Regions from separate parts of the Homo sapiens genome. Here region 2 is linked to region 1. A link is an interaction called in ENCODE POLR2A ChIA-PET data of the cell type or tissue named here. Cell type or tissue: PC-9. All regions are shown on one strand. Each heading gives the region's core, and the rest is flanking DNA. Links, peaks and the distances in the headings are about the cores only. Region 1 has its middle 17 kb from the start of PSD4. Region 2 has its middle 7.9 kb from the start of PAX8.

The links. ChIA-PET counts read pairs that join two places held together with the same protein. Peaks named below come from ENCODE experiments on the same cell type or tissue, not always from the same donor. Only the 100,000 strongest peaks of a DNase experiment are listed, where the experiment ranks them.
Region 2: POLR2A ChIA-PET joins it to region 1 with 16 read pairs; 4 of 35 experiments call an interaction of 5 or more read pairs at or near these places.

The regions. Positions count from the first base shown.
Region 1 is chr2:113,149,706-113,164,805 of GRCh38, forward strand. No RefSeq gene overlaps it. Among named protein-coding and RNA genes, the nearest start is that of PSD4, 17 kb to the right of the region's middle. RefSeq lists silencers at 7,357-7,886, 13,167-13,461. In PC-9, for the core only: no CTCF peak of the experiment used is centred there; DNase peaks (open chromatin) are centred at 7,596 and 8,846; H3K4me3 peaks cover 2,387 bases; H3K27ac peaks cover 2,296 bases.
Region 2 is chr2:113,279,233-113,294,332 of GRCh38, forward strand. No RefSeq gene overlaps it. Among named protein-coding and RNA genes, the nearest start is that of PAX8, 7.9 kb to the left of the region's middle. RefSeq lists a promoter at 1-291. In PC-9, for the core only: CTCF peaks have their summits at 4,090 and 4,289; DNase peaks (open chromatin) are centred at 3,989, 4,809 and 5,899; H3K27ac peaks cover 4,000 bases.

The DNA.
Region 1 (15,100 bases), core at 6,703-10,702:
CATACTTGAAGCCAGCATGGCTCTGAGTCTCACTCAAGGCCCACAGTGTATACTACCTGCCTACAGCTGCTGATTATTCAGGGCTCAGGGGCTCATTACTCGGCAGGTTATGAATCCTGCCAGGACTAGGTCCTTCCCTTCAAGGCAGTGATTTCTCTTCTGGTCCAGGGTATATCTAGAAATGTCATCTGAGAGCTAGGGCTTGGAATGTGTGCCTCAGGACTCTGCATAGTGCCCTATCCTACTATGGCTGAGCTGGTATCCAGGTTGCAAAACAACATCCTCTTTATTATACCTTCATTTCTCCTCAAGCAGAAGGAAGGAGTATCTTTTGGAGCTGTGAGCTGCACTGCCTGGGATTGGAGGAGGGGTAATGCAGGCCCTCCCTTGGCCTTCCCATCTGGCCTATCACCAGGTCATGTGCTCTCCAAGTCCACTGACTCTGAGCCCAGAACAGCACTAGGACTTGCCTAGGAATTGCAGTCCTTGTGGCTTAGATTGCCTTTCAAGTTTACTTAGGACCCCAGAGACCTTTAGTTCATGACATTAAGGCTTGCCAAAACTTAAGTTCCTTCCTCTGGGATGGACGATTCCCCTCTGGCTAGGGCTGGTCTAGATGCTCCCTCTGTGTGCATCAGCTAAGTTCTGCTTGGTGTTGCTTTCCACTGTGTCAGGGCATCGCTGGGTTCCAATACAAAGTCCGGCAATCACTGCACTATCCCTCCTCCATGCTCATTGATTCATTGATTCTCTCCCTGTGCCACATGGCTGCTGCTGGGGGATGGGGGAGGGGTGACATAGGTAATTCAAAACCGTCTTTTCTACCCTATTCAATGCCGCTTTCAGTGATATGAAGTTAAAACCAGGTACTGTGATGCTCACCTGATTTTTGGTTCTTTTTTTTTTTTTTTGAGACGGAGTTTGGCTGTTGTCGCCCAGGCTGGAGTGCAATAGCATGATCTCGGCTCACTGCAACCTCCGCCTCCCGAGTTCAAGCGATTCTCCTGCCTCAGCCTCCCGAGTAGCTGGGATTACAGGCATGCGCCACCACGCCCAGCTAATTTTGTATTTTTAGTAGAGACGGGTTTTCTCCATGTTGGTCAGACTGGTCTCGCACTCCCGACCTCAGGTGATCCGCCCGCCTCGGCCTCCCAATGTGCTGGTGAGTCACTGCACCCGCCCTTGATGTTTGGTTCTTATGAAGGTATTTTTTTTTTTACATAGATCGTTGTTAAATTTGGTGTTCCTGTGGGGAGAATGATTGTTGAAGTCTTCTGTATAGCCATCCTCCTCTGCCTCCCAGGCCTAGGAGTGAAATTCTGGGTCATACGGAAACTCTACGTTTCATGTTTTGAAGAATTCCCAAACTGTTTTCCAAAGTGGCTGCACCATTTTACAAACCTACCAAAAGTATATGAGATTTCCAATTTTTTGCAACCTTGCCAATACTTGTTATTATAGGTACTTTTTATTATAGCCAATCCAGTACCTTATTGTGATTCTGACTTGTGTTTCCCTGATTGCTAATGAAGTTGAGCATCTTTTCATGTGTTTATTGGTAATTTGTCTACCTTAGAGAAATGTCTATTCAGGTCCTTTGCCTATTTTAAAATTGAATTCTTCTTTCAATGATTGGGCTATAAGTATTATTTATATATTAGATACAAGTCCCAGGGTTCATTTTTTTAATCATATATATTTCTAGTTGCTCCAGCACTGTTTGTTGAAAAGGCTTTTCTTTCTTCATGAATTATCTTGACACCTTTGTCAAAAGATATGTAGATATATATTAGGACACTTTAATTCTGTTACATTGATCTGTTTTTATATATTTATGCCATTCTAATTTGAAGGATTTCCTCACATTTCCTGTGATTTCTTGTTTGACCTATGAGTTATTTGGAAGTACATTGCTTTATTTCCAAACATTTGAATATTTTCTTACATAGGATATTATTATGGGTTGCTAATTTAGTTCCGCGGTAGTCAGGATCTTATGATTTCTTCCATTGAAATTTAGAGATTCTTCTATAGTTCATGAATCATAAGTCTTGGTGAATACTCCATGAGCCGCTGAAAAGAATATGTATTTTGCCATTGGTGGTGTAATATTATATGATGTCAATTTGGTCAAGTTGAACAATTATGTTGTTCAAATCTGTATCCTTAATAATTGTTTGTATATTTGTTTTATTAATTATTGAGAAATGGGTTTTATCACGTCCAACTAAGTGGGTTTTCTGCTTCCATTTTTGCTTGACATATTTGGAAATTCTGTTGTTACATTCCTATACATTTAGGATTGTTATGTTTCTTCTTCTTCCTCTTCCTCTTGTTCTTCTTCTAGTTCTTCTTTTCTTCTTCCTTCTCTCTTTTGAGACAGAGTCTCACTCTGTCACCCAAGCTGGAATGCAATGGCAGGATCTTGGCTCACTGTAACCTCCTCCTCCTGGGTTCAAGCAATTCTCCTGCCTCAGCCTCCTGAGTAGCTGTGATTACAGGCGTGTGCCACTGCACGCAGCTGATTTTTGTATTTTTAGTAGAGACAGGGTTTCACCATGTTGGTCAGGCTGGTCTTGAACTCCTGACCCCAGGTGATCCACTCGCTTTGGCCTCCCAAAATGCTGGAATTACAGGCATGAGCCACCGTGCCCGGCTTGTTATGTCTTCTTGATAAATTGATCCTTTTGTCATTTTAATATGACCTTTTTTATTTCTGGTAATTTGCTTGTATTAAAGCCTACTTTGTCTAAAATTCATATTATATAGTATATTTTCCCTATACTTTTACTTTCAACTAGTCTGGGTTTTTATATTTAACGTGTGTCTTGTAAACACAGTATAGTTGGGTCTTGTTTTCTTAGCCTATTTGACAGGTCTATCTTTTATTTAGGGTATTTAGTGTAATTATTGATACATTTTCTATCTTGCTATTTGTTTTATGTGTCCTCCCTCTTCTTAATTTTTTCTTACTTCCCTGACCTCTCTTGGGTAAGCTATTTTTCAGTGATAATTTTTATATCTTCTACTGGATTTTAGTCTGAATTAATATTATAAAATATCATACACAACATAAAAATCTTACAATGTACTTCCATTTTTCTTCCCCTTCTGTGCTTTGTGCTTTTCTTGTTATACATCTTGCTTCTATAAATGCCACAAATCTCCCAAAATCTTACTATTTTTGCTTTAGTCAATGAACTTTTAAATAACTTAATACAAACGTGAAAAAGTATTTTATATTTATCCATATATTTATCATTCCCACTGCTCTTCATTGCTTCACTGTAGATTATAATTTTTATTTAATATCATTCCCTTTATCTTGAATAATTTATTTACTTTTCATATAATACTGTCGGATTTTATTTATTTGAAGATGTCTTACTTCCTATTTACAAATTTTTTAGGGGATAAAGTCACTGTAAGTTGCTAGCTTTTTTCCTTTTAGCACTTTAAAGATGATATTCCATTCTGGCTCGGCCTGGTGGCTTACGCCTGTAATCCCAGCACTTTGGGAGGCCGAGGCCGGGGGATCACTTGAGGCCAGGAGTCCGAGAGCAGCCTAACAGCATGGCGAAACCCTGTCTCTATCAAAAATATGAAAATTAGCCAGGCATGGTGGCGTGCACCTGTAATCGTAGCTACTTGGGAGGCTGAGGCAAGGTAATCACTTGAACCTGGGAGGCAGAGGTTGTAGTGAGCCGAGCTTGCACCACTGCACTCCAGCCTGGGAGACAGAGCAAGACTCCATCTCAAACAAACAAACAAACAAAACAACATTTTGTCCTCTGGCCTACATGGTTTCTGATGAAAAATTATCCGTCATTCCTGTATGCAATGTACATTTTTTTATTTGGTTGCTTTTAAGAGTTTTATCTTTATCTCTGTTAAGTCAGTAACTGTGAAAGGGTCTGAGTTTTTATTCTGCTTGCAAGCTAACTAGATAACCCATCACAATTTCATAGATTCTAATAGAAGATGGTGGAAGACAATTTATTACTCACAGCAGCAGTAATACACAGACTCCTTGAGCCCCACTTTTTTTTTTCTTTTTTTTTTGAGACAGAGTCTCGCTGTGTCGCCCAGGCTGGAGTGCAAAGGCGCGATCTCGGCTCAATGCAAGCTCCACTTCCCGGGTTCAAACAATTCTCCTGCCTCAGCCTCCAGAGTAGCTGGGATTACAGGCGCCCGCCACCACGCCCGGCCTTGAGCCCCACTTTCTACAGGGACTTGTGATGAGCTCCATATGTTACCTGAACACATAGTGAAGCACATTACGAAAAGGGACCCTGGTCGGGCGCGGCGGCTCACGCCTGTCATCCCAGCACTTTGGGAGGCCGAGGCGGGCGGATCACGAGGTCAGGAGATTGAGACCATCCTGGCTAACACGGTGAAACCCCGTCTCTACTAAAAATACAAAAAATTAGCCAGGCATGGTGGCGTGCACCTGTAATCGTAGCTACTTGGGAGGCTGAGGCAAGGGAATCACTTGAACCTGGGAGGCAGAGGTTGCAGTGAGCCGAGATGGTGCCACTGCACTCCAGCCTGGGTGACAGAGCGAGACTCCGTCTTAAAAAAAAAAAAAAAAAAAAGGGACCCTAATATTAGGAGGCCCTGAACTTACACAGGGGCTGTTGGCAAACCTGCCCAGGCTTCCCCCTGGAGGGCAAAAGTTGGGATGTCTCTTCATTCTGGGGTAATAAAGATACAGATATCGCCTTCATTGATGTGGATTTATTTATATTCCTTTTGGCACTTTATTTAAAAAATGGTTATATTTCTGCTGAAATGCCTGGTTTCTTTACCCGTTATATCTATATTTTGCTGAAAGTGTTTTTTAACCATATTTATCATAGTTTTTCTTTTTAATTCCTTGTCTTTTGATCCCAATATCTTGGTCACCTGTGGGTCTATTTCGATTGATTTTTTTCTCTTGACTATGGCTCACATTTTCCTGCTTTTTTGAATGTCTAATAATTTTTTGTCATATGATGAACATTGTGAATGATACATTGTAGATGCTCTGCATTCTATTTTCCTTTGAAGAGTGTCAAGTTTTGTTCTAACAGTAAGTTAAATTATTGAAAACTCACCTTGGTTTTGTGGAGATTTGGTTTTGTGCTTTGTTTGGATGAATTTCTTTTGGTTTTGTCCCTAATTCTAGGGTATATCCCTTAATGCTGGGATGCAGTCTTTCCTGCTAAGGGGTGGTCATTCTAGGGTTTCAGTGGAAAGCACAATAGAACCAAGTCCCTCTCAGATGGTGGAACTTTCCCAGAGACGGTAACTAACTGCTCAGATCTCTGCTCACTATTGATCTCCTTCAGGTTATCTAGATTCTTCCTCCTTGCATTGTTCATTCAGGAATCTGCCAAGAGTTTAAAGGAGTTTGCATGTAGTTGTTGGGCTTCTGTTCTTTGTGGCTCCCTCCTTCAGGATTTCCCCCCTCAAAGACATCCCACTCAGCCTCCCAAGTTTACAATTTACAAGTGTACCTCACACTACTGCTTATATTCCCTGCTAGCTGCAAGCTCTTGGAGTTTTCAGTTCATTGTTTTAACCAGTGCTTGGCATATATACAGTAGGTGAATACTGAAGTGAATATTTGTAGAGTGAAGAAATGAACTAATAAGTTATAGGATTATTAAACCTAGCATCAGATCCCCATCTAAAAAGATTAAGCAGTAGTGTTGCACATTGATTTAGAGCAAGGGTCCCCAATCCCCTGTTCATGGCCTGTTAGGACCATGTTGGGGGTGGGGGATTGAGAGCAAAGCTTCATCTGCATTTACAGGCACTCCCCATTGCTTGTATTACCACCTGAGCTCCACCTCCTGTCAGATCAGCTGCGGCATTAGATTCTCATGGGAGTGCAAACACTATCGTGAACTGTGTGTGCGAAGGATCTATGTTGTGCATTCCTTATGAGAATCTAGTGCTTGATGATGTGTCGCCGTCTCCTATCACCCCTAGATGGGATTGTCTAGTTTCAGGAAAACAAGCTTAGTGCTCCCACTGATTCTACATTATGGTGAGTTATAAAATCATTTCATTATATATTACAATGTAATAATAACAGAAATAAAGTGCACACAATAAATGTAAGGTGCTTGAATCATCCTGAAACACCATCCACTCCCACCTCCCCTATCTGTGGAAGAATTGCCTTCCACAGAAACCAGTCCCTCCCTGGTGCCAAAAAGGTTGCAGACTGCTGATTTAGAGCATGGTCTTTGGGTCTTGCCTGATTGCCTGTCCGTGCGTCCTTGATCAGGTTACTCAGCCTCTCTGTGCCTCAGTTTCCTCATGAGGTGTAAAGCTTCCTAACTCATAGGGTTGCCGTGAGGATTAAATGTTTTAGGACAGCTTATTGCCTAGCACTCAATAAATATTAGGTGTTATCATGGTTGTTGCTGCTTGTAGAGAGCCTGGTCAGCTTCATTTTAGCAGCATCAAATCAAGAAATGGACCTCTCTAGGTTGCCAATTCCTAGGGGAGCTAAAATGTTCACTAGATATTGTGAATAAATGTGAACTTTCAAGAGCCAATTCTTCAAGATGGATCCTGAGTGGCTAACTCGGCCTAAATCTGTTTTATTTTATTTTATTTTTCCGTTTTTACATGTCAAATAACTGGACTGTATTGGTCTAAATTCAAAATAGAGCCAAGTGGTCACTTGCTGACTAAAGGTCACATATGCTGAGCTCTCTGGAAACCAGCACCTTCTTGTTTCTGGGATTTTCAGAGCTCACCTGAACCAACCAATCAGAGCTCACCTGCCTTGGCCAATCAGGGCTCAGCTGTATCACCCAGTCAGGACTCAGATGTATTGATCGATCAGAAGTTGGCCTTGTAAAGCAATCAGAACTAAGCAAATTTCAAACCTTCATTTGCACAGGAAACCTGTGTGGGACCATTTGCTATGAAACCCGAGCCTTCCCTTTGTTCTTTGGAAGGGCACCTTTGTTTTACAATAAAGGTTGTGCCTCTCCAGTTTACAAACTGCTTACTGGAAGATTCCTTCTGGAGAACTTTTATTCACAATATACAGGAAATATGGAATCATTTAACTCAAAATGTCATTATACGGTGCCTTACATAGTTACAGAAATAGAAACCAGATAGTGCCATCAAGGGTGATATTGAAAAATAATAGCGTCTCGCCAATGACAACCTGTTCTGAGCTTATGTTTGCTAAAATAGATTGAGTGTAAAATCACAGCTATTTGCTTCTGTGCCACCAATCCCCAAACCAACTAGTGAATGTTCACCGTAAGCCAACAGTTACAGACAGGTGAAATTTGGAAATCAAATAATGCAACTTTTTCTTGTGCCCAGTGAATGGTAAATGAACAAGGGGTTTGTAGGGACTCCAGACAGTCCCTGTCAAGGCTCACGCGTATCTGGGGCGGGCCTCAGTTTCCGGTTCAGGTACTGGAAAAATAACCGGAGGGCTTTGCAGAGCCTGCGGCCCGGTAGCGCACAGGCCAGACGACGGCGCCGTGCGGGGCGCGCAGGAGGTACCCGGCCTGCCCGGCGGCCCAGCCCGGCGCCACAGCGGTCAGACCAGTCCCACAGCTTCGCCCCCGCCACCCCCAACCCCGGCCCGGCCTCAGCCCGCCCCTCCCCGCCCTGCGCCGCCGCCCGCCCGCCTGCGCTCCCGGAAACCGAGTCCCTCCTGCGAGCGCGCAGAGCCGGACTGGCCCAGCCCCCCGCGCGCGCAGCCGAGGCCCCGCAGCTCTCGCCGCCCCCAGCCGGCGCCTGGGCGCGGGGCCGTGGGGCGCGCGGGCCCGCGGGAGGCCGGAGCAGGAGCCCGGCGGGAAATGGGTAAGGGACCACGGGGAGGCCTGGGCCGGGCGGGGGCACCCCCGGCCGTCGCCGCCCTCGACGGTGACCGTGTGCCGTGCAGCGCTCTCGCCACGCCGGCGAGCACCTGCGGAGCGGCTGTCGCTGAGGGTTAGGGTCCCTGGAGCCGGAGAGAGGGTTGAGAGCGAGCAGGGGACCCTGAGGATCCAGCCTAACCGAGCGGCGGAGACTGGGACGGCAAGGGGACGCTGTCTCCACTGAAGGAGTCAGCCTGGGCTCTCTCGCCGCGGGCGACTCCAGCCGCGCTGTTGGATCCTGGCTCCAAGCCCCGCTGGCTGGCGAGCAGGAGGAGCCCTTAAAGCCATCCAGGTGTCAGAATCAGGCGACACTGAGGGCTTTGCTCCTAATCTGTCATGGCCCTGTGCCTCAGTGGTTTCTGGTGCTCATGACCAGGCCAGGCTGTGGCCCCGGCTTGGTGGGAGCTGCCCCCCCGGGACTGCACTGGGCTAGAGGACCAGGCAGCTCTTCTCTACCCCCTTGGGTGCTGGCCCTCCTCCTAGGTGTGTCTAGCAAGAAAGTATGAGAGATTTCTGGGAAGGTAAAAAGTGTCTGCACAGCTGACAAACTCATATCCCTCTAGGATTTCTTTTTGGCTCTAGAATTGTCTAGCTCATCTTTTCTGTAGGATGATGGAGCTAAGAATGTGAGTGAGTTCTTTGCTGGATTTTTCCACGCTGCAGGATGGACTTGCTGCTCTGGTCAATGCACTCGCCAGACCTCTGTGTCCATGGTCCGCATGTCTAGGTCAGGGGACCAGTATCAAAGTGAAGACTGGGCAAGTAAGCCCCACCTGCCCTTGAACCTCAGGCTTGGCCCCTCCCGAGGCCCAGAGCTGATTGAATGTTAATTAGCAACTAATTGGATGTCCATGAGACTCTCTACATAAAGAACACACCAAGGTCAGGTTTAGACAGTGTGTAGTGCCAAGTGATTCATTCTTTTCTTCCAGACGTGATATTTCCTGTATGTGAAGCATATAAAGAAGAGTCATTCATTCACTCATCTAGCAGATATTTACTGAGTGTCAACTACGAATCAGGCATGCAGGCACTGCGAATACTACTGCTCTTATTTGCATATGGGTTGGAAAGAGAAAATAAGCAAGTAAGCTGTTGAATGACATTATTTCAGAGAGCAATAAATGCTGAAAACACAAAACTGAAAAATTCCCAAAAAGAGGGATATGGGGCATGACAGTGAAACGTATAAGAGAAATTGGGCCTTAACTAGAAAGTGTAGCAAACAGACTTTCTAAATTAGGTGGGAAAATGGTCTCATGTTCAGGTCCTCAAAATCTAGGGGCACAGAATGAGGTGCCCTCTGTTCCTATCAGCAGGGAGTTATAAGCTGCTTATAAAGGATCAGTGAGAAATGAACTAGTGGTGAGTAGCCCCTCTCTAAGAGTATGTTTCTTATTGGGAAGCTTAAATCTAAGACAGAGATTAAGATTCCCAGAAAACATGGTCTATTGACTCACTCACTCATTTGTATATTTATTCAACAAATATTTATTGAAGGCCTGTATGTCCCAGGCACTATTCCAGGTTTTAAGGATACATCAGTGAACAAGACAATCCTGCATCTCACAGAGCTTATTTCTTGTGGGAGAAACAGACAATAAACAACATAGCAATTTTAATGTCGTGTCAGATGAAGGATCTGAAGAAAAGCAAGGCAGCTTAAGGGGTTAAAGTTGATAGGGGCTGCTGTGTTCAACAGAGTAGTCAGGACAGGCTGTGCTTAGATGAAATTTGAGCAGAGACGTGAATGTATGTGGGACATAGCCATGTGACTGCCTGGGGGAAGAACATTCCAGGCAGAGGGAACAGCAAGTGCAAAGGCCCTGAAGCCAGAGCGAGGCATGAAAATGCTGGGCATGCTGGACGAACAGGGAGGAGGTCAGTGTGGCTCTGGGGTGGGGAGCAGGCATCTCAGAGACTTGTCTTAAAGGAGGCTGGGGTAGGGCTCAGCCTTGACCAAAGGCACCCAGGAAAGCAGATGGTGTCCCTCACTGCTGTGGCAGGAAGATTTACAATCTCCAACTTATGGACAGGCCTGGTAGTTTATGCCAAGTAGGGCAAGAAGTGATCAACAGAGATGGAGAGCATGTCTTTTGCTAGGAGAGGTATCATTTGCTTTTCTTACTCACACTCTGCATCCTTCAAAACATTATGGGCAGCCTAACTAACATGGTGAAATCCCGTCTCAGCTAAAAATACAAAAATTAGCCAGGAGTGTTGGCGCTTTCCTGTAATCCCAGCTACTCGGGAGGCTAAGGCATGAGAATCGCTTGAACCCAGGAGGCAGAAGTTGCAGGAGCGGAGACTGTGCCACTGCACTCCAGCCTGGGCGACAGAGTGAGACCTTGCCTCGAAAATAAAATAAAATATAATAATCATCATAATAATAACATTATGGGGCCACACAATGAGAATTAAGTGGGCAGCAGACCCTGAGGTTTTCAAATTTAGTATTAGGTTGGTGCAAAAGCAATTGTGACGTTTGTCATTACTTTTAATGGCAAAAACCACAATTGCTTTTGCACCAACCTAATAAATGCCCAGGGAATGAAAGATGAGAAAAAACCTGCCTTCCGGGAAAATTCCAATAATCTATTTTTATTTTCATCCTTAAAACTATTAGATGATCTCATTAACAGGTTTTTCTTAAAAAAAAAAAAAAAAAACCAGCCCAAGAGCATATAAATCATTAGCATTTATTGAACACATACTATATGCCAGGCCCTACTTTGGGTAACTTGTGTGCAGTAACACAAATAATTCCCGCAGCAAGTCTATGCAGTTTATACTATTATGATCCCACTTCACAGATGGGAAAACTGAGGCCCAGAGCAAGTAAGAAAGTTGGCCAAGGTTACATGGGTAGTAAGTGAAGAATCAGAATTTGCCATCAGCTGGTGCCATTTTTGAGCCAAGTGCTCTCATACTATGCTGTAACAATGTCAGAGAGCCAACCTTGGGCCCAAATTTTGAAGATATTCTGTCCACCAAAATGGACTTCTGACTGCCCTAACTTTTGGAGAAGCTCCTAGTTGGCAAATGAAATTGGTCCCTTTATAAAATAGTCGTGGCTGGCCGGGCGTGGTAGCCTGTAATCCCAGCACTTAGGGAGACTGAGGCTGGCAGATCACTCAAGGTCAGGAGTTCGAGACCAGCCTGGCCAACATGGTGAAACCCCATCTCTACTTAAAAAGAAAGAAAGAAAGAAAGAAAGAAAGAAAAATACAAAACTTAGCCAGGCATGGTGGCTCACGCCTGTATTCCCAGCTACTTGGGAGGCTGAGGCATGAGAATCACTTGAACCACGAAGGTGGAGGTTGCAGTGAGACAAGATTTTGCCACTGCATCCCAGCCTGGGTGACAGAGCAAGACTCTTGTCTCAAAAAGAAATAAATAAATAAAATAAAATAGTTGTGGCCATGTGGCATATTCCACAAATACTGGTCTCAGACCATGGTGAGGATGCGGGTGCAGGGTGAGGACTACATAGGGTGCGGTAGGTCAGTGGATCAGATCCAGTTAGCCGGGGCTCAGCCTTGTGCCCAGGAGGCTAAAGCAGGAGGATTACATGAGACCAGGAGGGCAGGTTTTGTCCATAGTGCATGACAACAGATGGTTAGAGAGAAGACAGCTGCTGGGTTTGAGCACATTCTACTTCTCTCCTTCTTTAAAAAAGATGTTTTTAAGATAGTACTGGCCGGGCACAGCGGCTCATGCCTGTAATCCCAGCACTTTGGGAGGCCAAGGCAGGCAGATCACCTGAGGTTAAGAGTTCAAGACCAGCCTGACCAACATGGAGAAACCCTGTCTCTACCAAAAATACAAAATTAGCCAGGCGTGGTGGCACATGCCTGTAATCCCAGCTACTCGGAAGGCTGAGGCAGAAGAATCGCTTGAACCCAGGAGGTGGAGGTTGCGGTGAGCCGAGATTGCACCATTGCACTCCAGCCTGAGCAACAAGAGTGAAACTCCATCTCAAAAAAAAAAAAAAAAAAAAAGATAGAACTTACATAGGTTAACACTCTTTAAAAATATTTTTAAAGGCAATATTTACATGTATTCAAAAATCTTTTTAAAATATTAATGCAAACAGCCCTTAAGGTACACAGTGAAAAATCTCTTTCCCTCTCCTGTCCTGTCATCTCCAATTCTCCTCGGAGGCAATTTCTTGAGAATACTTTCAGAGCGACATATTCTATTTGTAAACAAGCATATATGTATGTATACCTTCCTTGTCTTCTTCTTTTTTTAAAACATAAATAGTAGGAAATAATACTTAGGTATGCACTTTTTAAACTTAATATACTTAATCATTCTGCTTCAAGACATATAGACAGGTTTCATCTTTCTTTCTTTTTTTTTTGAGACGGAGTCTTGCTCTGTTGCCAGGCTGGAGTGCAGTGGCATGATCTCGGCTCACTGTTACCTCCGCCTCCTGGGTCAAGTGATTCTGCTGCTTCAGTCTCCTGAGTAGCTGGGACTACAGGCATGCACCACCACAACCAGCTAATTTTTGTATTTTTGGTACAGACGGGGTTTCACCATGTTGGCCACGATGGTCTCGATCTCTTGACCTCGTGATCCACCCGTCTCGGCCTCCCAAAGTGCTAGGATTACAGGCATGAGCCACCATGCCCGGCTTTGCTTTTTTTTTTTTTGGAAACAAGGTCTCACTCTGTCACCCAGGCCGGAGTACAGTGGTACAGTCATGGCTCACTGCAGCCCGACCTCCTGGGTTCAAGTGATCCTCCAGCCTCAGTGCCCTGCCCTGCCCACCCTCTGCCCAGTAGCTGGGACCACAAGCAGGCGCCACCACGCCAGGCTGAATTTTGTAATTTTTGTAGAGATGGGAGTGTCACTGTGTTGCCCAGGCTGGTCTCAAACTGCTAGCCTCAAGCAATCCTCCCACCTCAGCCAGCCTCCCAAAGTGCTGGGATTATAGTCGTCAGCCACCACACCCGCCTTCATCGTTTTTAAGTACGTATATGCTGCTGTATCTCATTGAATGAGCTACCATATTTATCTAGCCAGTGCACTGTGGGTTTATAAGCTATTTCCCCCATCTCTATTTGTTTGCTGTGATAGACAATAACACATTAAGCATACCTGTACCTATATAATCTCAGTTCTGTGACTGTTTCAGCAGGAGGAATTCATAAATGTGGTTTAAAAGTTACTGCCAGTCTGCTTTCCGAAGGCATGCATGTCTTTGTACTTAGGAGAGTGCTGCTTTCCCCTCGGCTCCACCAACTTGATGTATCATCAACTTTTTATTCTTCCCAATTTGACAGATGAGAAAAATGCCATCATGCTATAGTTTAAATAGGTATTTCTTTCTAGTGAGTTGTGTTACAGGACTTACAAGCTATTTGTATTTCTGTGGACTGTTCATATACTTGGCCTATGTTTTCAATTGGGTTTTTGTTGTTGTTACTGAGTTATCATTTCCTCTTCATCTCTCATTCCTAGTCCCAGTGATTTCCCCTCACACTTACCCTCTAACCCTACCCTCATGAGCAACAGCTACTCTGACATATTTATGATAGGTTTATCCTTAGATTTGGATGTATTTAAGAAAGATATATGATGTTGATTTATATATGCATGTATTTTTAACCCTACATAAATTGCACTATGGAGCTGGGCACAGTGGCTTATGCCTGTAATCCCAGCCTTTTGGGATGCTAAGGTGGGAAGATTGCCTGAGGCCAGGGTTTCAAGACCAGCCTGGGCAACAGAGCAAGACTCTTGTCTCCAAAAAAAAAAAAAAAAAAAAAAAGGTAATAATAAAAAAAATTAGCCAGGTGTGGTGGTGCACTCCTATTTTCCTAGCTACTTGGGAGGCTGAGGCTGGAAGATCACTTGAGCCCAGGAGTTTGAGGCTGCAGTGAGTTATTATAGCATCACTGTACTAGAGCTTCAGCAACAGAATGAGACCCTGTCTTTATGGGGTCACAATTGCTTCGTGCTATAAATCCTTAAATTTTTCTTGCTTTTTAAAACCAGCACTATTTTTTTTTTTTTTTTGAGACAGAGTCTCGCTCTGTCAACGATCTTGGCTCACTGCATCCCCCGCCTCCTGGGTTCAAGTGAGCACGCTCAGCTAATTTTTGTACTTTTAGTAGAGACGGGGTTTCACCATGTTGGCTAGGGTGGTCTCAAACTCCTGACCTCCAGTGATCCACCCGCCTCGGGCCCCCAAAGTGCTGGGATCACAGTTGTGAGCCACCATCCCTGGCTAACCAGCACTATGTTTTTTTTTTTTTTTTTTTTGAGAGTGAGTCTCACTCTGTCTCCCAGGCTGGAGTGCAGTGGTGTGATCTCGACTCACTGCAACCTCCGCCCCCCCAAGGTTCAAGCAATTCTCCTGCCTCAGCTACTCGAGTAGCTGTGATTACAGGTGCCTGCCACTGTGCCTGGCTGATTTTTGTATTTTTAGTAGAGATGGGGTTTCACCATCTTGGCCAAGCTGGTGTTGAACGCCTGACCTCGTGATCCACCCTCCTTGGCCTCCCAAAGTGCTGGGATTATAGGCATAAGCCACCGCACCCAGCCACCAGCACTATTTTTTAAAAGATCTATTTGACTGCAGTGTGTACTCTTGGTTTGTTGCTTCTAATTGCTGCATTGTACTCTGTAGCTGGAGTTAGGGAGTTATTGTAATAGTCAATTCCTACTGGATTGGTCTAGAAAGGTTGTATGGAGAATTGGCATTATGGGGTGAGCCTCGAAGGATGAAGAGGACTGGGGAAGGAAATGGAGCTGTCCAAGAGGACGTATGAACATGCCAAGAACATTTAGGGAAGGACCCGTTGCCTGCTGAGGCCATAGGTCAGGGTGTGGTTGTGTGTGGTCATAGGAGAGGCTGGAGAGGTCTCAGATAACAGCGTTGGACATTCCCTAAAGCAATGGAAGAGAGAGGCAGTTAGGGGCATTGTTAGAGAATGGGGGACGAGGGTGCCAGGTGAAGATTTTCTAGGACAGGAGTGATCTCTCAGTGGAGAATTAGGCAGGCAATTGCTGCAGTCCTCCAGAAAAGCGAGGACGCGCTCTGTGAGCTGGTGGAGCCCAGGGGCCTGCAGGGGAGGAGGATCCAGCAGGACTGGGTACCAAAGCCATGAGGGGAGAGGGACCTGGGCTGGTGCCAAGGTTGCTAACTTGGGAAGCTGGTGGATGTGATGCCAGTCTAGACAGGTCCTGGGAGGGGCAGG
Region 2 (15,100 bases), core at 2,766-6,765, 130 kb after region 1:
GAAGTGAGAGGGATGGTCTCTGTAGGATGCCCTCCTTGCCCCCTGTCTCCCCTGGTTTGCTCACCAGGAAGCAGCCTTTTCTTTTGTAAAAGGAAGGAGGGAACTTCTGTTTTATGCCTGATTCTTTAGGTAGAGCCTGCTTTCGGGGCTGTAGGCAAGATGCTATTACCTTCTCACCACAGCTATGACCTCTTCCAGGGAAGAATCCTGAGCAGCACCTGAAGCCATTCCCTCTGTTCTACACAGATAGCGTTCACACCCTTGCATTGTCAGGCTAACAAAATTGTCACATAACCCATTCCACAGCAACTCCTCGCCTCTCTCCTCTGGAACACACACGCAGCCACCTGCCCTCTTTCTTGCTCCTTGAGGATTTTGAACTTGGAAGAAGAGTTCAGGGGAAGGGCATTGAGGGCCTAGACTTCATCTCTGTGTGGAAAGGCCTTAGAAAGGAACAGGACTGAGCTGACCTCTGGCCTGGTCTGTAGGAATCAATAGCCTCAGCAATATGGGGGCCTGGGTGTGGTTAAGAAGGGGTCCACTGGTGGGAATGATGGCAGGGTTGGTGAGCCCTGGGACCGAGCAGAGCTGCCTGGCACCTCTTTACCTTAGTGATGGCAAAAGCTGCCCCCTCCTTCCTCATAGTTCTCTCAGTCGGGGAACCGGGGTACACGTAAGATTGTGAGTGGGTATGAGTGAGCAAATGTCCTGGAACACTGGCAGGCCTGGGGGTCAAGGCCTGGATGCTCCTCCAATCTTTGGCCAGACCTCTGGACTCAGGATTACAGTCTAGAGGACAGCCATGCCCTTTTCAGTGATGGCTCTGCAGGCCTGGTGGGGTTGTTCTGGGACAGGAGGCTAAGAAGCCAGTGGGAGGGGGGCAAGGAAGGTGCAGGGGAAACTGGGATATTCAGGGGGATTGGATGTGTGTGTGTGTGTGTGTGTGTGTGTGTGTATGCACATATGTACACGTGTGTGAAAACACATGAACTATTTTTCTGAATTAAAAAAGTTTTCTCTTTCATGTCAATCCACAACCTCCTTCCACCCAGTCTTTCTCATTTCTCAATTTAGGAGAAATGAATCATCTTGTGAAAAAAGAGAGAAGAAGATGTGTATCCCTACATGTTTCCTCCACATTTGCAAAGAGGGGCTGTAAACAAAAATAGTTGGTGCTTCATCATTTTAAATCTTTCTCTAAAATTGTAATTTTAAATATCTCTGTGGTTTTCAAAGCTCCAGATCCCTAACTTCTCTGGCAGTCCCTCCCAGAGAGAGACAATCCAAGGGTGTTGGGATGGAAATGGATCTTGGCATAGGTCCTCCGGACCCCATGGGCCAGTTTGCTGCCCTGGATTGTGTCCTGCTGCAGGGGAGGTGTGGAGTGTGGCAGCCACAGCAGAAACTCTCTTTGTCCACCCAGGATTCCCTCCCACCAGGGAGGCAATGCTCCAGGGTGAATCTAATACGCCCTCATTTCAAACAGCTCTGACAACCTTAGAGATTCTACCCAATCTAAGGTTCTGATACGTACCAATAACCATTGACTCTCATGCAATCATTCTTGCCTGTGCACATCTTTTCTGCCCAAGCAATGAACCCTCTCCCTTTCCTATCCCCTTTTTGGGCAAAATTTCTTAGAGGACAAATCCAGCAAGTTATCAGAACATTCCTGTCCCATGTATAAATTTATCTTTAAAATTTCATTTCAAGGTAAAAACAATGTGCACTGTTCAAGGTTACTCCTCAGGGAAAAACACACCCCACACCTTGACAGTACCTCTTCTCCAGACTGCAGGTGACATAGCAGGTGACCAGAAGACTCAGCAGAGAAGATCTAGGACGAGCAAGAAGTGAGAATGCAGTGAACTTCTGCTGCAGAGATAAACACAGGCCTCCTGGACTGACCCTGCTTCTAATTAGAATCAGAAATCAGGCCTGGGTTCCTTGGTACTTCCTAATTCTCTGAGACCAAGGCCAAGGAAATGTCATTAACTGGTGCTTTAACTCTGTCTCTTTGGCATCAGTCTCCTCCTCTGCAAAACGAAAGGTTTGAAATACATATATTTTTAAAATCACCTATTATCACAGTATTTTTTCAAACTTAAAATCCATGATGCTTTTAGTTAAGAATAAAAATCATATGCCTTCCTATGATGATATTTGAAATTTTAAAATAAATTTGCACTGTGACTAATAGACTTTCAATGGGACTTTTAGAACTCTTTTTTTTTTCTTCTAGACTTAGTCTCACTCTGTCACCCAGGCTGGAGTGCGGTGGCATGATCTCGGCTCACTACAACCTCCACCTCCTGGGTTCAAGTGATTCTCCTGCCTCAGCCTCCCGACTAGCTGGGGCTACAGGTATGCATCATCATGCCTGACTAATTTTTTATATTTTGGTAGAGACGGGGTTTCACCACATTGGCCAGGCTGGTCTCGAACTCCAGACCTCAAGTGATCCGCCTGCCTCAGCCTCCCAAAGTGCTGGGATCACAGGCATGAGCCACTGTGCCTGGCCAGGCCTTAGAACTCACTTTTTAAAATGAATACCTCATTTGCCAACTTTTCTTCTCAGGCTTGAGGCCCATAAGGCTTTTGTGGCAATATTATCAACTGGCAACTAGTTATAATTTTTTTAAACTCAGTGTTTTTTTGAGAAAATGTAATTCATTGCCAATATCAAAATACAGAAGTAGAGACGAGAGACTAACTCTGCCTTGCCTTTGAAAATGCAAGAGATCTGGCCGCAGATCTGAGCGTTTCTTTGTGGAAATGAACATTCTTTCAGGTTTAACATTCCAACAATCCTAGGTAATTGCCTAACTACAGTGGTTTTTGAATTTGCATAATATCCCACAATTTGTTTAATTCTATGCTGATCTGCTGAGCCTTCAAAAGATGTTCTTTCTTTTCTGGACTCAGCTGTAATGCACTGGGCTGGTGGTAGGGTAATAAAGTGCCCTGGTTTGCCCTGGACGAAAACCAACAGTGTTTTCTAGATGCGAGTTAAAACTGGGACTTTCCCGGGCAAATCAGGATGAATTGGTCATCCTAGCTGATTAGAGTGTGGGAGTGGGATGGTTTGGGGGTCTTTTATAAGCTGCCGTGTTTCAACTGACTATTGGGTGGGTGATTGTTTGCACACTTGGGTCATTCTACCTGCTGGCTCAGGTGACTGAGACCCTTGAACTCCAGTAGGTCCATGAGCTCTTCCTCTTACTCCTATGTACCCTGGTTTCTCTGGGCACAATGCCCAGAGACCAGCCTCGAGGGAAGACCACTGCTCCCAACAATCCTCCTGGCTTACTTGCCACCATGCCACTTCCCCTACGTAACGAACCATTGTTGGGACTAAAGTACATCCCTTCAGGAAGAAAACAGCAGCTCTCTACTTTGCATCAGAGGTGAGTGTTCCAGCCCTAATTGTGTAGAATGGGATGATTTCTTCTGCCCGAACCTCAGTTTCCCCTTCTGCATGATGTGGATATAGACGGGGGGCTGGGGAGGGTCAGACCCACCTCGTAGCTTTGTTGTGAGGACGAATAAAATTATGAATGTGAAGGCCCTTTGAAAACTACACCTCTGTACAAAAGTTAATTATTATTAGACAACAAAGGCAGAGGAATACATCCAAAGAGGGCAAAGTTAAAATGTCCCTAAAGTTTTGCTGTGGAAGTCGGTTCCTTTAATCCTTTCCCAAAGGAGCCTTGGAGAGGAAAGGGCCAGTGAGCCCGTGCCTGTGGGTGCAGGCGTGGGTGCAAGGGTAGCAGTGGGGCAGGGGTGTCTGTGAGGGCAGCAATTAACATTCGTTGACCCAGAGAGAGGGGAGAGTCAATGGCAGAAGGCCAGCACCCCAGCAGAACTTCCAGCAGCGACTTCATCATTTTGCAGAGGGCAGAAGTGTTCAGGGCACTGGCAGTTTTCGCTCCACCCTCTCCCCTCACAGACTTGCCCAATCCTGCCGAAGCCACGTGGGATTTCAACCCTGTCCCTGCACTCAGGAAATGGCCGACAGCCTGCCCTGGGGCCTCCTGGTGGCAGTGCCTGAAAATCAATCATTAATTATTCCAGGTTCTCCACCTCCCTAGGCTTTGAAAACTCAGAAATAGAAATATAGGTCCTGGCAGGTGAAAGGAAAAGAGCCACTGGTTGGGCTGCCGAGGGCAGTTTGGAAGAAACCACTGGTGGCATTTGTCCAGTTGGTTTGGGTAGGGATGTGTCCTGGGCACTTGTCCCTTGGGCTCTTTGCCCACCCCACAGCCTTTGGCAGCAGTTGCCTGGGCTTCTGGAAGGAGACCCTGGTACTTACAAATGGGTGGAAAAAAAACTTCCTGGGGACACAAAAAGGAAGGTGACAGAGGGAGATAAAAGGATTGACGTACACAGCTCAATTTTTTTCTCTAGTAATCATAGTTTTTTTTTTTTTTTTTTTTAAGTTAGAAAAAATGAGCTAGACCCTTTTGGCAACCCATCTTGCAGATGAGGAAACTGGATTCTAGGGAAGGTAAGTAGAGAGCAAGGCCACCCAGCTAGCAGACAGCCAACTAGGTGGCCAAATAAAGCACCAGTGACTCAGGCTTTGCCTTAAATATTATAAATTCTACTCACTTCAGCCTAGTTTTTGCTACTCTCCACACCTGCCCCTTCCCCTCAGGAAGGAAGTTTCTGGAACCCAGGGAGTGGCCAGGGTGAGGTCAGACCCCCAAGGCTGGAAAACTTTCCTACCACGGGAGAGGAGAGCAGCTCACCAGGCAGGAATGCCCTCCCCTCAGCTAGGCCCCTGTGGTCCAGCCCAGAGCAGCAGGAGTCAGGACGCAGGAATCCTCTCAGACCAGTGCCAGGGCCCTGGAGTGGCTGCCTTCCTGACAGCTGTTCTTGGGGAAGTGCCAAGGAAAAAACCCAGGCCCAGGGCTTTTCATCAGATTCAGGGTTGGCTTTTGTTCTTTATGGCCTTGGAATGCCAGCAGTTCCTGCTGTGGGCACAAACCACGGAATAGGGCCTATCCTCCCCAGCTCCTGGCAGTGCCCAGGGGCCTGGTGAAGGGACCAGAGACTCTGCAGGTTTGAGTGGGGCAAGGGAACGAGGTTGAGGCATAGAGAAGATTCAAGAGATCTAACTGGCCTTTTGCTTACCCCAGGAGGGCTTCTGGCACATTCTGAGTGCAGTAAACTTGGGTGCTTCGCCCACTCCTTCATGGGGCTAGGCTCACTACAGGGCTGTGTCCTCTTGTGTCATGTTGTGGACCACACAGTGCCTGCCTTCCCTGCATCTGAAGGAGCAGACTTGAGGGCTTAGGGGTCTGGAGCCCCGTTTTCCTTTCTATGCTTCAGTGGCTATCCTTGCTACTCATGGCCCCCACACCAGGGTGGACATACCATTACCCCAAGAGAATGCTAAGCATGGTATTTCCTTCTAATAACAACAGTTACTACTACTGTTATTTACTAAGTATTACTTAATGCCAGGAACTGTGGAGTGCCTTATACACAGCCCCATTTATCTTTCACAACACCCAGTGAAGCCAGGGCTTTAAGGCAACTGGGCCACAGAGGGTGCTCTGGGTCACCCAATTGCTGAGCAGCAGAAGCAGGATCTGAACTCAGGTCCATCTAACACCTGAACCAGCATTCTCTTCACTACCCTATGGAGTAGCTCCAAGGCATGGACAACTGTAATAACTCCAAGGAAGCATTAGAATAAACTAGAAAATAAACTTAAAAAACAGTGTCAGTGTTAGGGGCCACTAGTGGACTGTTGAGAAGAAGCTTGACCCCAGTAACGAGACGTGTGATTTTTAGGCCCACAGGGTGGGTAGGTAACTGAAAGGATGTAAAGGAAATCAAAGGCTGGGATCATGGTGAATCCCATCGCTCTCCGACTGAACTCCTACTGTGCTTGCAAAGCACAGACACAGAACACACTTGTGGCAAGAATGAGTGAGTCATCCATTTACACATTTTCTAAACTTGTTTTAAAATTCTTTCTATTTTTAGGCCTACCATATTTTATGTCACATAGCGTTTCCTATTATTTGTTCCAAACACCACTCCTTTGAACCTCCTGGAGTGTGCTGTGTCCGTGGTAATTTCTGTTCACTTTGTCCACATTCCCTGCACTTTATAGATTTTGATCCCATCTGCTCTGAGATTTTATTTTTTTAAGTAGAATCACTTGCTCCAGTGAAGATGGCCTAGAGTCTTGAGAGAATGATTTTTTTCCTATTTGGGGTCTGGTACACTTTCTTCCATAATGCAGAGAGACCATAGGGGTCACACTGCTGGGCTGGGAATCTGGTGGCCAAAGCCGGAACCCTGGCACATTCTCATACTGGCTGTGTGACCTTGTGCCAATCACTCAACTTCTCTGAGCCAGAGTTTCTATGTCTGAAGACTGAGACTAATAATGGTACTTCTCTCGTAAGATATTATGATATTTAAGGCAGACAAAGTGTTTGTAGCACAGTGAGTGCTCAATAAACGTTAGTGGCTGAAAGTCGAACTAGCCACAAGAAAGATGTCAGAGAAGCATTGCTCATGGACCTTGGTGTGGTGTCACAGTCATTATACCAGGGATACCGAGAGAGAGAGAGGTCCCAAAAATGGCAGCGGGGCAAGGCGGCTGGGGAGAAGGGGCAATGAGGGCAACCTGAGGAGGTGGTCTCTCAGGTGTGAGTGAGCTGATTCCTCCCTTCCATCCTGGATCTGAGTGTGCACTCTCTGGGGCTCAGGAGTCTGCTCTTACGGTGTCCAAGACTACAGTCACAGACAAGAGCCTACTCCAGCAGCTCAATGGGCTGCCAAGTTCTACTGTCTGAGAACCCTCTGAGTTCTGAGAGAGTGTTGCATGCTACCAGAGACCTGTGGCTCTGGAGAGCAGAATCCAGAATAGAAGACACCATTCCCATGGCTTCCAGAGCCATGGCATTCCAGGCTCAGTTTCCCCATGAACCCAGGAGGTGGAGGTTGCAGTGAGCCAAGATAGTGTACTCCACAAAAAAAGATTGTTCTGTAATGAACTGTATGCATAAATATTTTCCTGGAGAGATGAGAAGTGACAAATGGAACTGTGGGAGTACAGGTTGGGCACCTTTAGAATGAATATGGACAAGTTGGCTTCCCTTAAACCTAGTCTGTCTTGTCTTTTTGCAGCTTTTGAATATCCCTTTAAAGATTAAAGGTAAGCAGGTAGGGAAGTGTAAGAAGGGAGTACCTGGAGAGATTCCCCAGTCCAGGGCCATTGCCATTTTCCAGGCAGTGACCAAGGTGTACAGAAGTTTAGGATGCGCGTCCTGACTAGGTAATGCTCCTGCTCCTGAAAGGAGCCTTGACTGCCCACAGGTAACCAGGAAATAAAGAGAGGGTACACGTCGACCCCCTGAGATCCTCAAGCCACTTTGACAGGTCAAATTAGGTGACTGAGTTCAGTCTTATGGTTTCTTGTTCAGGATTCAAGAGATAGCTGTACTGCCATGTTTGAAACTTAGTCTCTCCATTCTAGAGCCCAAGGATTTGTGAGTTCTGGAAAGCACCCTGGACTCAAAGTCAGAGAGACCTGGGCTCGTGATACCGCCCTGCTCTGAGCAGTGTGACCTCAAATTCTCAGGTTTCTCACACTTAGTAAAACTATACATGTAACAGCCACATCTCATTAGCAGGGTGACATGAAAATGATTTGTTAACTATTAAGAAATGGAGAAAAGTAAGCGATGAGGCAATTATGATGATCAATATAGGGCCATAGTTCCTTTACCAGGACAGCCCTTTCTATTTTCCTGTCTTCCTCTCCTTTGATGTATTTAGCTGTACAAGCATTTACTGAGCATCTACTAAGTGCTGGACTATCTACTAGGACCTGGGAACACAGTGGTGACTGAAACAAGAACCATGTCCTCATGGAACAAATAAACAGATCCTGGTAGGGAGGTGTGCTTCATGCTGTAATGTGGCTGGAGTGTAGAGGGGGAGGTGCGGGGAGCAGTGAGGGTACCCCACAGAGTCTTGACTGTCCAGAAAAAGAGACCTCTAAGCAGAGACTAGAAAGAAGAGTTGGAATCCACCAGGCAAATGTGAGAATGTGAAGGTAAAGGTGGAATGTTCTGGTACTGGCAGAAAAAGGTCCAGAAGTCAGAGAGGGCCAGGTACATTTAGGGAACTGAGTTCAGTGTAGTGGGAGATAAAAATACAGTAATAGAGTGCATGTTTGTATGTGCGTGTGTGTGTGTGTGTGTGTGTGTGTGTGTGTGTGTGTATCTGCAGTGAGAGCTGAGAGATGGGTCTGGGAAAGTGTGTTGCGTTAGATCACAAAAATCTTTGTAGGATGTTGAGAAATTTGGACTTTATACTAAAAAGCAAAGGGATCTTAGCTGGGGAAAGTGAAGGAACAGACATGTTTTGGAAAGCTCTTTCTGGCTACAGTGTGGCGAATGGATTGGAGGAGGCCAGGCTGCAGGCAGGGTGGTGTGTTGGTGGGGCACTGTGTTCCCATAATTCTAAGGGATGATGGCAGCCCTGAGGATAGAGGGAAGTGGTGATGGGGATGAGTGGGGAAATATTGTCATAGTCAGCTTTTGACTCTCAGTTCTATCCTTGACTGGTGGTGATGGGCTGCAGCCCTGTGAAGACCAGAATGAGTGTAAGCCCCATCCTATCCTCCCATGTCCTTTGGTGAGCTTCAGCTTCCCCAAGCCCAGTAGTCACTGCAAGCAGATATAACTCCTCCCACCTCAAAATCTTCCAGTGGCCCAGGGGAAGTTTCTGTTTGATGACAGTCAGATCAGAGAATTGAGGAGGGGATGCTGGTCTAGGACCAATATTGCCATAGATGGGCTGATGGGATGCTTGATCCCTCACCTCCAAGTCTTGGCTCCAAGATCAGCTTCTCAGGGAACTCTTCTCCAGTCCCCCTATTGCAAACCAACGCTGCCTCCCCCACCACGCCGCCACCGGCTTTATTCCTTTCTCTCTGCTTTATTTCTCTTCACCATTTGACATATTGTCTGCTTCGCTTATTTATTTGTCATCTATCTCCCCCTAGTAGATGGTAAGTTACATGAGGGCAGGAATTCTTGGTAGTTTTGTTTACTGCTGTATCCCCAGTGCCTAGAACAGTGTCTGGCACAGAGACAATGCTCAGTAAAAGCTTGTGCTTACACAAGTGTTCGATGGAATGACTGAGTGGCAAGGGTAACACAATGACCTCATTGTGATGGTGTGGTGCTGGGTGCTGGGCACACAGCAGTTAATAAGATAAACACTGGACTGAAGTCTTAGCTGTGCCTGCCCCTCATTGGTTCTTGGCAGCTAGTGGCAGAAGCAGAAACTCAGTAGCCTTTTATTGTTTACCTGGGCATGCTGCCTGCCTCTCTCTTTTTTCTGGATAGCTGAGGACCCTCTGAGTAGAATATGGGTGAGAATTGGGCACAGACCATGGGCAGGGTCAGGGAGTGACTTCCCCAGATCCCAAAGGCAGTGGGAGACAGCCAGACCAGTCTCCTCCTCATCGGCACTCAGTCTCACCACCAAAGGCTCCAAATCTCTGGGCAAAGGTTATAGCACCTGCTGCCCAGGGAACATGTGACCACTTGAGCGCTGCTGGGTTGGAACAATCCACACAATCAGGCCATTGTACTAAACATGCAGGTCTCCTTGCCAAGCCACACCTCATTCCAGCACTGCCAGACCCTTTTGGGGCCCTGATTTACAGGTGCCCTGAAGGGGGAGGTATTGTTCTAATGGCCCTGCGGGAGGATGAGGTCACTTCTGTGGGACTGTCTTACTCTGGCCTGCGCTGAGATCCAGGGAGAAGTAGATGGGAGAAGGAGTAAATAACCGCTTTATAGCTTCAGGCCCTATGAGGAGTGGTAGACAAGATCATCACTGTTTGACTCCTGATGACATTGGCATTGACTATTGTCCTCCAACATTTGCTTTGCTTGGTGAAGACTGTTGAGCACTTGCTGATTTTTCAGAAGTCCAAAAGATTCTCTTCTGTCATGACTGGGTCCAGAAATTCCCATCAAGTCACTATCCGTTCTTGAAGATCTTCTTTCCCAGAACTGGTTCTCAGCAGACCATTAGACAAGGATTTGGTGCTACTGAACTCTTGATCTGTCCAAGATTGTGTTGGTTATTGTCCTTCTAGGAGCAAGGAGTTCTACAGGGCTTTGTACCCTGTTGACACTCAGGCCAAGGTCACTGGTAGGTTTCACTCCACAGGACCATTCAGTTACTGCAAGGAAGTCCCTGCTTGGGCCGTTTATTTTTTTCTTTATAAGTAACCCCAAAGGAGATGGCATGATGACGTAGAATCCAAATTGACTAAAGCAACCTTTTTTTTGAGACAGGGTCTCAGTCTGTCACCCAGGCTGGAGTGCAGTGGTGTGATCACAGCTCACTGCAGTCTGAAGCCTCAACCTCCTGGGCTCATGCAATCTGTCTGCCTTAGCCTCCTGAGTATCTGGGATCACTGGTGCACACCACCATACCCAGCAAATTTATTTTATTTTATTTTAGTAGAAATGAGTCCCGTCATGTTGCCCAGGTTGGTCTCAAACTCCTGGGCTCAAGCCATCCTCCTGCCTTGGTCTCCCAAGTCGCTGGGATTACAGGTGTGAGTCACCGTGCCTGGTGTCCATAGGAACCTTGGTTCTAAAAGGCAAGTGAATAAGGATATACCTTTGCTTGGTACGTTGCAAGATATTTGAGTGCCTGGCATGTAGTGAGTACTAAAAAAAGGTGAATCCGAATCAAGAAGCTTAAAGCCAACCAGGGCCATTGTGGGTTCTGGATATTAGTTATAGGTTCAGAGATATCAGTTCTGCTTTATCCCCAATCCTCATCATACCTTTCCTCAAAGAGAGAGGAAGAGATGGCGCCAGCACTCACCCTTTCCCATCTTCACTTGCAGGAAAGACACTGGTTTAGAAGTCAGGACCCAGGCATCTGAGATGCCCTTGACCCTGACCCTGGCTCTTGGGGCCCAGCAGGTGGTCTCTGTGTCCCATGTTTTGTCTCTCCAGAGTCATCCTCCAGGGGAACACACACTCACCCCGACCATGGGAAGGGAGGTCTGGCTAAAGGAGGAGGCCACTGCAATGACTGAACACCTACTTTGTGAGCAAGCACCAACTATGTGTCAGATGCTGTCCAAAGTGCGGTGTGTCCAACATTTTCACCATTCTTGGTGCCTTATCTCTAAGGAAAAAGGTCTGCAACCTTGAACTTCTGAGTTGGACTGTCTTGGAGACTCCTCTATGCAAGTTACTGTGGGACCTTACAGGTGATTTAGCCCTTCTGGACCCCCAGTGACCTCACCTGTGGAATGGGGATCATGAGAACACCTTCATTTCAGGAGTTGTGTGAGGATTAAATGAGATGATGAAGGCATGGCACAGGGCTTGTTATAAGGGCTCTGCAAATTTTAGTCATGCGGGTGATGATGAAGAAGAAATGCGAGTGCTCTAAAGGCTCCCCAAGGTGTTATCCTTGGCTTCGCTGCTGCCTAGAATTTGCAGCGGGGCAGCAAGAAGGCCCTGATGCTGGCAGTCCTGGGAAGCCTGAGTGTTTCTCACTTGCCTAGTGGCCTGGGGACAATCACTTTCTCCTTCCGCACCTTCAGATCGGGGTCTGAGGGTTGAGTCCCCAGGGCTCTGGGTCAGAGGCACAATGTCAGAGTTGTTCCAAAGGACAGAAAGTCCCCTCTCCTCCAGGCGCCCAAGCCACACCCTTAACTCCTCTGGGTCAGGCCACCTCCTGTCCCCTCTGCCTGCTGAAGGTGGGAGGAGTAGGGAGGAGGGGTGGGGTAGCAGAGGAGAAGGGCCCTGGAGGAACGGCGAGCCCTCCAGGGCCAGGGTGTCTCTCCCCCTCCCCGCCCAGAGCACAGCGGACTTGCTCTAGTTCTCTCCTCCCAGCGGCTGGGTCTCCAGGTGCCTTCCTTTAATTAAAAGTATTTAGCCTTCCGCTACACTGGCCTTCATTTGCATGGGATCCTTCTTTTTATGCAGCCTCAGTATCAGAACGAGCCAGGAGGTTAACGGAGCGTCGTCGTGCAGCGTCCCGGGACACCAGGGCCCAGCGCGCGCTCTGCTTCCCGGCGCTGCCCTCTGGGACTCCGCAGGCGGCGGCTGTCACGGGGCTGGAGCTGTCAGGTTTCCAGCCCCTCCGCCCCGCAGGGCTGGGCCTCCGGCGCGAGGAGAGGCGCAGCAGGTTCCCCATCCTCCCCTGGCAAAGCGCGTTCACAGCCCGCCTCTCCATGGGCTGAACGAAGGAGGAAGACAGCTGTTTTCTGATCACCTACGTGCTCCAGACACTGGACTGAGTTCCATGGGTATTCCAGGGAAGGACAGTCACAACTCCTGCCTGGAACTCATAGCTCCTCAGGAGGAATCTGTATTGGTGTCTACACAAAGGACTATGACATCAGGTAGCAGGTGGTTAAAAACTGCAGGAATGTTTCACCCGAAGTGGCACTGCTTGTTAGAGAAAAGCGGGACACGAACTGTCAGCGGCAGATCCTTACAAATGTTTTTTGTTTGTTTTCTTAGATGAACATTCTGATGCTTAAGGTAATCAGGCAAATTCACCAAGGCCATGTAGATGGTGGCAGGCGGGCCTGGGGTTTAAACCCCAGCCAGCTGGTCTCCCAGGTCCATCTTTTCCCATTCAGGAGAGGAAGCTGACTGCGTGAGACCAGACTCCTTTCCCTCCAAGTACTTGCGCTCTGATGGAGGCTCAGACACAGACCTGGGAGACTCCAGATCACGGTGTTTGTTTCTGACTCCAGTCGCCTCTGTCTCATGGTTCTGGCTTCCTCAACCGACCTGAGGTTTTGTCTGTAAACTGCTCCTGGCCTGCTCACTGTCCCACTCCAGTTCCTCTCCATCCCCAGGCCAACATCCACCCCTTCCAGCTGCCCCAGGGTCTTAGGGACCAAGGGACAAGAGCAGGAAGGAGGCCTGATTCTTACAGATAAGGAAAGGGAGATGCAGAACAGGGCTTCTCCAGTTCTGCTGAAGTTTTTACTCATTACCCCAGACTGACTCAGGAGTCCCACCCCCCTCACTTCTGTAAGCTAGTTCGGATGGTCCTTTTCTACAAATTTCTCTTCCTTGGACTAGGAGACAGGCATCATGGGGGTGGGGTGTGGTAATGGGGGTTGCTGTGTTTCATTTCCATGCAGAGCGTCTGATGCAGAGTAGACAGCCAATATATAGTGAATGAATGAATGGATGGGTCATAGATTGGGCTCAGAAGTAGACGTAGACGCCCATGTAAAAGACAGAGGAGGAAACAGTGTGCACGAAAAGGTGGAAGGGGTGTGGAATCCCTTAGCCACCAGCATTCTGTAGTCTTCCAGAGAGTAGACACCAGAGGTCATGCCACAGCCCCTCCCGTGATGCTCCTGAGGAAAGCAGGCAACATTTCCTCTCACTTTGCTCTGTGGAGCCTCTGGAACTGGGAACCTAATGGACCACATTGCTGTCTGGAGTCAGCCCAAAAAGACAGCCAGTTAATACACTTCTAGGTCTGGGGTAGACCTAGGTCCAGGGACGGGAGAAGGAATGATGAGCTCAGGATTTATATTAGAGGTGTGTTTTCAGCACGTCTTTAGTCACTCCTTCCCCTTCCCTGCCCACCGGTGAAGGACCTAGAAGATGGAAGTCTTTCATTAGCACTTTCTCAGCCATGCACCCCGAGTGGGCTGAGCTCTCTTGTCTCACATCTCCTTTGCCACGGGTGCTGTGCTGAGTTGGGGGAAGGCGGGGAGACTGCTTGAAATAATGGCAGCATTCATATCCCAGAGTAATTTAATAACATTATCTCATATCATTTTCATGAGCAATTGATGAGGTAACTGTTGATCTGTTTTACGGATGAGCAAAGTGAAGCTCTGATGAGCTAAACACCATACCCAAGGTCAGGTCATTTAATGACTGTGTGCAGAAATCAGGACTTGGACCCAGGCCTTCCAATTCCAGAGTCTGTCTCTGGGACTGGGGAACACCATCAGGAAGGGAACTGGAATCTGGACAAGATTGAATCCCCAGGCTTTGCCCAGGAAAAGTGGAATCTTCGTGAATAGGTCACTTGGAAGAACAAGACAAGCGTCTTGCTTGAAATGACACCCAATAGGTCAGGTCTCTTCTCTATTTCAGGCACTGTGACTTTAGAGATGTGTTAAAACACAAATATTTTTGTTGGGAGTAGTGTGATGATATTAAGCCAAAGGCTCAGCAGAGTTATTAGCAGACACTGGACCCTTCAATGAGCTTGCCATCACTCAGAAACCAGAGAGCATGACCCTCAGGGAATAGATCTTTAGGGCAGGTGCAATTTGATGGAGATGCAGGCAGGCTGGGAATGGGAAGGGAATGAGGACAAGGATCTGAACAGTGAGCTCTGTGAGTGGTGGGATTCTGAGGGCTGCAAGGAGAACATTCTTAGAAGCTTTCTGAGGCCAGAACCTGGGACTGCCTTATCCTCTCTGAGTCCCCACTGACCTACACAGCTCCTGGTACATGTAGGTTCTCAATAAATATTGAAAAGCAGTAAGTAGTAATTGAGTGTTCCAAGAAGAAATAGTTGAGAGAGAAGATATGGAAGTAGGAGAGCAGACTGGAAGGCAGCTTTCATGTAGGCGAATTCCACTTTAGGGTTGGAGCCATGTGAGAGGGAGTGAGGTGGTGTGTACAGGTCAGTGTGAGCCGAAGCTCCAGTTTTCTCATAGTGCTTTCTTCACCTCCAAATGGACATTTCCAAAACATTTTTAAAAGGTTTTGTTGATTTTGTTGTTGAATATAAAATTGGGCTTACCCTGGAGTGGGTTGTGCTAGGGGTGGGAAAGGTGCTGGCTTAGTGGAGTGCAGACAGGTCCTCAACTGATTTAGGTGAAAAGAAAGGTCTTGATGGGTCTAGAGGCCCAAGGAATACCAACCCTGCACAAGGGAGGCTTGTTTCCACCCAGTGCAGACATAATAGCACGAGCAGTGCCAAAGGTCTTCTGGAAATTGTATTCTATTCACTGACACTCTTTAGTTGAAAAAATGGCAACCAATTAGGCCCAATTAGGCAAAAAATATAGGAGATGGGTTATAGAGAT